3 separate regions of the Homo sapiens genome follow, and all the other regions are linked to region 3. A link is a loop called in an ENCODE intact Hi-C map of the cell type or tissue named here. Cell type or tissue: mammary epithelial cell. All regions are shown on one strand.

The links. Peaks named below come from ENCODE experiments on the same cell type or tissue, not always from the same donor. Only the 100,000 strongest peaks of a DNase experiment are listed, where the experiment ranks them.
Region 1: a loop joins it to region 3, with 20 times the contacts of the local background. A loop is called at or near these places in 15 of 110 quality-filtered maps.
Region 2: it touches region 3 in a loop (18-fold over the local background); 51 of 110 quality-filtered maps call a loop at or near these places.

Annotation. Positions count from the first base shown.
Region 1 is chr11:118,565,170-118,567,669 of GRCh38, forward strand. It overlaps IFT46 (intraflagellar transport 46), which reads right to left and starts at 762. Exons shown (of 12, transcript NM_001168618.2): 1 at 621-762. It overlaps LOC124902764 (a long non-coding RNA gene), which reads left to right. Exons shown (of 4, transcript XR_007062907.1): 1 at 1-205; 2 at 443-536; 3 at 1,033-1,117. RefSeq lists an enhancer at 805-1,034. In mammary epithelial cell, a CTCF peak has its summit at 940 (motif pointing left); a DNase peak (open chromatin) is centred at 882; H3K4me3 peaks cover 936 bases; H3K27ac peaks cover 672 bases.
Region 2 is chr11:118,290,086-118,292,585 of GRCh38, forward strand. No RefSeq gene overlaps it. Among named protein-coding and RNA genes, the nearest start is that of CD3E, 13 kb to the right of the region's middle. In mammary epithelial cell, a CTCF peak has its summit at 1,044 (motif pointing left); DNase peaks (open chromatin) are centred at 1,036 and 1,566.
Region 3 is chr11:118,144,524-118,147,023 of GRCh38, forward strand. SCN4B (sodium voltage-gated channel beta subunit 4) reads right to left here. Exons shown (of 5, transcript NM_174934.4): 2 at 534-706. Among named protein-coding and RNA genes, the nearest start is that of SCN4B, 7.0 kb to the right of the region's middle. RefSeq lists enhancers at 1-480, 697-896 and a silencer at 1,317-1,386. In mammary epithelial cell, a CTCF peak has its summit at 958 (motif pointing right); a DNase peak (open chromatin) is centred at 1,078; H3K4me3 peaks cover 916 bases; H3K27ac peaks cover 394 bases.

The DNA.
Region 1 (2,500 bases), 420 kb after region 3:
AGTTTTTCACAAAACCATCACCCCATCCAAACTTTCCTTCAGGCTTCCTGGCCCTCGGTCAAGCAGTTAAGTCATTCTGTTGCAGCCCTTATTTAGGAACTGCTGGCAGGCTGGCTGAGGAACCAGGGAATCGTGGAGGGAAAGAGAGCCAACTTCTGCAGCTTCCCAAAGCTGTACGACCACGCGCAAGGGCAGAACACTATTTGTATGTAGATGGCCAAGGCTGTTGAGGTTTCTCAGGGAAGGCTGTAGAGGTTCTAGAAAGAGTTCTGTCTCTGGAGTCACCTCTGGGGTGGGGTGGGGTGGGGTGGGGTGGGGTGGGGTGGGGTGGGCTGAGGCGGGGTAGGGTGGGAGGGTCCCCGAAGAGAGGGGAAACTCCAGTCTCTCAGTCCCATCCGATAATCCCAAAATCATCACCTCCACTTTCACCCTTATCTTGCAGATAGGATCCCACCTAAGTTTCTTGGGGGAATAAAGGAAGCAGGACGGTTGGTGGTGAGGTGACGAAGGAACAGTTACCACGGAGATTGGAAGAGGTAACCGGGAATGGGGTAAAGGGGAGTCCTCTTAAGCCTCTCTAGAAAGACAGTTCCCTTTTTGCTGGGATGAGTACTAATTACCTGTAGCCCTTCTGAATCCGTCTCCTCTATAATGGAAAGAACCCCAGCCTAGGGCTGGGGTCTCACTCCAGTCTCAAAGCCAGGCCACTTTAGGATTCCACGCCAAGCAACCAGCCTGTTGTCAGTCGCTAGGCAAAAAGATAAATTTTAAAATTCGCGAGAGTTGCTTCCACTCTCGTGAGACCTCCTGCGCGTTAAGCCTCACCCGCGAAGGCTCTCCACGCAGGAAGAAGATCAAGGAGTCACGGATAAAGCCTCTCTGGGCGGCCAAGTCGCCTGTTTGTCTATGGTTTCAGTAAATACGTCTGTTGCGGCATCTAGCGGCTATGGGTGGCAACGCGGCTGATAAATTTCGGGCTGGTGTAGAGTTAGCCCTTCAATCTGGAAACAAGGTGTGCGTTTGTTCCCCTAGGACAACAATCTCTGGGGATGCAGTTGCTCCCAGATCAGTCTTACCAGGATGTAGACACATTCCAGGGGAAATTTCGCAGCACTCTGTAAGTCCTTTTCTAGCACTATATTACACTATAGTCTTTCCCCTCCACAGGGTGCCATGGAATGGAACATACTTATAGCAATAAATTATTCCTTGGGTATCTGAGGTTCAAATTTAACTCTGTGGGCCGGGCGCGGTGGCTCACGCCTGTAATCCCAGCACTTTGGGAGGCCAAGGCGGGCGGATCACGAGGTCAGGAGATCGAGACCATCCTGGCTAACACGGTGAAACCCCGTCTCTACTAAAAAATTCAAAAAATTAGCCGGGCGTGGTGGCGGACGCCTGTAGTCCCAGCTACTCGAGAGGCTGAGGCAGGAGAATGGCATGAACCCAGGAGGCGGAGCTTGCAGGGAGCCGAGATCGCACCACTGCACTCCAGCCTGGGCAACAAAGCGAGACTCCGTCTCAAAAAAAATTTTTTTTCACTCTGTGTCCTGTCTTTCTTATTTGCTAAAGTAGACTTTTAACTTATTTAAAGCAAGACCTGTGTCTAATTAATTTTTAAGCTTTGTAACACCAGTGTATTGCAGAAATTAGACACTAACAATGCTCATTGGGTGGATGAATCGAGGAATGAGTGAATGGAGATGTAAGGAACAAATATTTTCAAACTGTGGACATAATTAATTTGGGAAGTCAGGGAGAGAGAAACATAAAATATTGGAGGCCAGGTGCGGTGGCTCACACCTGTAATCCCAGCACTTCAGGAGGTAGAGGTGGGACGATTGCTTGAGTTCAGGAGTTTGAGACCAGCTAGAGCAACATAGCAAGAACCGCCCCCCTCCACTCTATTAAAAATAAAAAAAAAATTTTTTTTAATTAGCCAGGTGTGGTGGCACGCACCTATAGTGCTAGCCACTCGGGAGGCTGAGGCGGGGGGATTGCTTGAGCCAGGGAGGCAGAGGTTGCAGTGAACCGAGATTGGGCCACTGCATTCACTCCAGCCTGGGCAACAGATCAAGACCCCATCTCAAATATAAATAATGAATAATAACAATAATAATTTTTTGGTCGGGCACGGTGGCTCACGCCTGTAATCCCAGCACTTTGGGAGGCCAAGGTGGGTGGATCACAAGGTCAGGAGTTCAAGACCAGCCTGACCAACATGGTGAAACCCCCGTCTCTACTAAAAATACAAAAATTAGCTAGGCATGGTGGCGCGCGCCTGTAATCCCAGCCACTCAGGAGGCTGCGGCAGGAGAATTGCTTGAACCCGGGAGGTGGAGGTTGTGGTGAGCCGAGATCGCACCACTGCACTCCAGCCTGGGCGACAGGGCGAGACTCCGTCTCAAAATAATAATAATAGCAATACATTTTAAAAAGAAAATAATATTGGAAATTTGACCCTGAAAACCTACCAGAGGTAAACAAGGAAAGTGCCTTT
Region 2 (2,500 bases), 150 kb after region 3:
TGGCATCTGCTTGGCTTCTGGAGAGGCCTCAGGAAACTTACAATCATGGTAGAAGACAAAGGGCAAGCGGGCACATCATATGGCCAGAGCAGGAGAAAGAGAGAGCCAGCGAGGTGCCACACTTTTTTTTTTTTTTTTTTTTTTTGAGACAGAGTCTCGCTGTCACCCAGGCTGGAGTGCAATGGCACAATCTCGGCTCACTGCAACCTCCGCCTCCTGGGTTCAAGCAATTCTCATGCCTCAGCCTCCCGAGTAGCTGGGATTACAGGCATGCACCACCATGCCCGCTAATTTTTGTATTTTTAGTAGAGATGGGGTTTCACCATGTGGGCCAGGCTGGTCTCAAACTCAACTTCAGGTGATCTGCCCACCTCGGCCTCCCACAGTGCTGGGATTACAGGTGTGAAACACCGCGCCTGGCTGAGGTGCCACCCTTTTAAACAGCCAGATCTTGAGAGAACTCACTCACTATCACGAGGACAGCACCAAGAAAATGGTGTGAAACCATTCATGAGAAATCCACCCCCATGATCCATGACCCACCTCCAACATTGGGGATTACAATTCAACGTAGGATTTGGGCAGGGACACACATCCAAACTATATCAGAGGGGATAGGGGAATGTTTAATCGGTATACAGTTTCAGTTTTGCAAGATAAAAAAAATCCTGGATATTGATTGCACAAAATTGTGAATGGACTTAACACTACTCAACTGTATACTTAAAATGGTTAAGATGATAAATTTTGTTATTTGCATTTCACCACAATTTTTAAAAAAATAACAATCCTGAAAAAAAAAATGGGGCCACTGCTCGAGGACTGCAAGTTTGCTAGAACCTGAGAGGAGATAGGAATCATTTGGGAGGCCAGAGAGGAGAACATGATTAAGTAGAGTGCCAGAAATCAGAGCAGGCTTCAAGCTGGTCCGGAGGCTCGTGGTGGAGGTTGAGTGAGGGCAAAGTTCAGAGAAGTAGGACACCTCATGCCAAGTATATTCGTGTCCATAATACTGATTTTCCAGTCAGTTGCTGCCTCCTTCTGTTCATTTTGGGAGGGATCGCGATACTAGGTTCTGCAAACCGAGGTCGGAGGAAGGCTCTAAACAGTGATTCTTAACTGAGATGGCACGGTTCCCCGGAAGATGTTTTGGAAATGTGTGGGACTGTTTTTGTGAGATGCTAGAGGCATTTAGTGGTTGGGGGCTAGAAATGCTGGCATCCTGCAATGCATGAGAACAGTTCAGCAAAACAAAGAATTGTCCTACATCCCACACGACTTTCAAATGGCACATGGGACATTAATGAAGCTGGAAAACCTAAATGTGTAATATCTGATCCTAGACCGTAGCTCCATTTTACACAATATGTTTTGCATGGTTTTAATATATGTTGAATTTTCCAGGCATGCAACTACCATATAATTTAAAGGAAGATTGTTTTGTTCAGAGCTTTATCAATCGTTGTTTACTGCTTTTGAAAATTACATCACTAAAGCACCCGTGGTATTTGAGTCACCGGCACCACCCAATAGCATACATTTGAAGCTGAGCATTTACATGGCTAATACATACACAGGCAAGAATCTGACTCTTATTCTGTCTTCTCATGGAATCATGCCAAAGGATTTATTTCATCATACACTTCTTGTATTTCTTCTTTACAAGGAGCATTGTATTGATTTGAGGGAAAATTGTGTGTGGAGATTCGCTTTCTTTTCTGTGATTTCCTTTCAGCGTAGTAAAGGGGATGTTACAAAATAGTTGTTATAGGAAGGGGCGTGTGTCTTAGGAGTTGAGAAGACTACATTACACTAAGGTGGCCAGTTGTTGTTCTGGGCTGTGCCATCTCAACTAATTAAGAACTGGATGGTGCCGGAAAGGGAAGGACTTCAAGCCAAGGAGGGGACCTAGGAACAGAAGCATGAATGATATGAGGACTGAGTCAGAAGAAGCAAAAATTAACAAATAAATGCATAAATAAGTAAGACACGTGAGCGCTAGGAAAAGCAGGATGGGTATGTCCACATGCTGATATCAAAAATACATGCACGTTAGGCAGGGTGCAGTGGCTCATTCCTGTAATCCCAGCACTTTGGGAGGCCAAGGCAGGAGGATCGCTTGAGCCCAGGAGTTCAAGACCAGCCTTGACCACATAGGGAGACTTCATCTTTACAAAAAATAAAAATAAAAATAGCTCGGTGTTGTAGCACACACCTGTGGTCCTACCTACTTGGGAAGCTGAGGCAGGAGGATCATTTGAGCTCAGAAGGATGAGGCTGCAGTGAGCCATGTTCTTGCCACTGCACCCCAGCTTGAGTGGCAGAGTGAGACTGTTTCAAAAATATATCTATATTTCACATTAGATTCATACCTATTTGAAAATTAGCATCAATTATTCTTTTCTTTTTTAAATGTTTATCTTTAGTTATATAAGTAATAAATATTCATTACAGAAAATTTCAAACGTAGAAAAGTATACGAAGAAAATTTAAATTGTTC
Region 3 (2,500 bases):
GGTCTCTTGTGGCTTCCCTGTGAAAGTCTCAGGTTGGATCCCCCACTAGATTGTAGAGTGAGTACAATCTAGTGAGTTCACTCCCACCCCCACCGCAGCCGCGCCAATGCTCCTGCAGCTCTCCCTCTCTTCCTCTCTCTTTTCCCTGCCAGTCCAGCTTCTCAGCCCTTCCCTCATTCAGACTCTTCTCATTCCTTCTCTCCAAGCTTTCCAAGGCCTTTCTCTCTCCTGTTTCTTAGACTAAACTATTGATTTTTAGACAAGCAATCCAAGCTCCGGGTGTTTCTTAAGACCAGACAGAGGACTCTAGCCAAGAATTCCAACAGTCCCCGAATTCTGGCAACACGATCTAAGCATCTCTCCCAGTTACATCCTTCCTGGCAGGCTCTGAAAAGAATACTGGGAGAAAGGGTGGCAAAAGGTGGGTTCTGGGGACCATCGCAGTGGGTCTCAGTCCAGAAGGGACCAGAGCGTAGGAGGCGAGGCATGGGTGAGGGAGGCTGGGCTGTACTGTTCTTCCTCCAAATACTTACAATCTTGAATGCGTCACTGCTGTTGTAGGTCCACCGGAAGTGGAGGTCCTCGAAGCCAAAGCAGCTGGAGAAGGTGCAGGGCAGCAGGATCTCCGTGCCATTGACAGCGTAGATGTCGGTGGCCTTTCCCACAGACACCTCCAGCGACAGGGTTACGGGGAGCAGGAAGAGGCCTGTGTAAGGAGCACCGCCTCCCTTAATAAAACCCCACCAGCCTGGAGCTCTGGAAGGGGATGCTTAGGCAGGGCGGAGTAGCTTGGCCAGGCAGGTAGGTCTCTATCACCCTCAGTGCCAACCTCGGGAGGATGGCTGTCTACTCCAATCAGCACCGCCTGGGCCACCCTCCATCATTCTCCATTTCTCCCCTGGAAAGGACTGAATTCTGGACCAGGGAGTAGCCCTTGTTGCGCTCTGGATGACCACCAGGGGTCACCCCAACCCAAGGAAACAAAGGCCTGGCCACTGCCGCGAACCGCGCCCCGGCTCCGCCCCTCACCTGGGGACGCAGTGCCTGGAAGCGCTCCTGCCGCACCCACTCCAGGACGCGCAGGGCGGGCTCCCTTCTGTTTGCAGGGGAATTCCCCTAGGACAGTACGCGCCTCTCGCCAGGTTTTCAGGACTGACGGGCGGGGCGGTCGAGGAGGGGGAAGAGCCGGGTCCCGTAAGGTGAAGAAGAGAAACGCGGCCGCCGCAGTCCCGGGCCGCCGTCCAGTAGCCTCTCGTTCCCCCGCCCTGGAGGCTCCTCCCTGGTCCCCAGGGGCAGAGAGGCAGAAGGACACGTTCGGGCTGGACCTCGCTGGGCCAGCCGAGTCCGACGCCCTCTGGCCGCCAAACGGGACCCTGGGAACCGCAGGAAGACGGCCTGGCAGGGGGGAACACGGCGGGGGTGGGGACCGACGCGGGGCTTGGAGCTTGGCAGCCGCGGGGGCGCGCGGGCGCAGCCAGGGTGGGAAAGTCAGTGGCAGAAGACACCCTGGGGAGGGATTCCGGGCCAGCCCGAGTGCACGCGCGCGGGGGCGGGACGGGGAGGGCGCTGGACCCGCGGTCCCCTCCTGAGCCCTGCAGCCCGGCCTTCTCGCCACACTCCGCCCCCTCGTCCCCGAGCGCCCCCAGGCTTCTTTCTCACGCTTCGAACCTCCGCCCCAGCACTCCGATGCGGCCCCCTCCGCTGGGACTAGGCCTCTCCACTCACGGCCTCCAAACTCCCGCTCCGGAGTCCTTGTAAGGGGGCCTGGTTCCCCGCCACCCCGCCCCACACACACACCCACCCCCAGTCCTGCAGATGCCCCAAGGAAACCCCACTCGCCTCAAGGTCGGTGGAGGCGGGGGCGGGGAGGGTGTCTGGAAGTGGATGCCTGCCTCACCTCCTCCCTAGAGGACACTGGCACCTTCCAACCCCACTCTCAGGAAGGCCCTCTGTTGTCTAACTTAATTCCCTGTTCTGCATCATAAACCTCTTGTTTTGCCCCCACCGGATGATAATGCGTCTGAGCAATGCTTTTCAAATGACAGAAAAGGATCTCCAAGGACAGCAGGCAGCCCTGCTTGCTCAGCTTCTTCCTGTGCCCTTAGCTTCTGATGACAAAGTGAAGTGCTTATATCCCCCAGCCCTAAAATCACACCCCGTGGTCCAGTAACCCCATCGTGATTCGGCCATTGTCGCTAACAATAGTACTAGCTGATATTAACTGAGCATCTACTATGTGCCAGGCACATTTCATCCTCACGGCCTGTCCTATGAGTCACGTACTATTATAGGTCCACATTGTAGGTGAGACAACTGAGCCTAGAGAGGTTATGTAACTTGCCTAAGAGACCCAGATCTACCCACCAGGGCTCCAATTAGTGCTGGGAAGTTATTTCAATTAGCCTTTATTTTTGGCCAGCTCCTAGGATTTGTGGCCAACCAGGATTTGTTCTAGAGCCATGGTTTTCAAACTTGAGAGCGCATCAGAATCCCCTGGAGA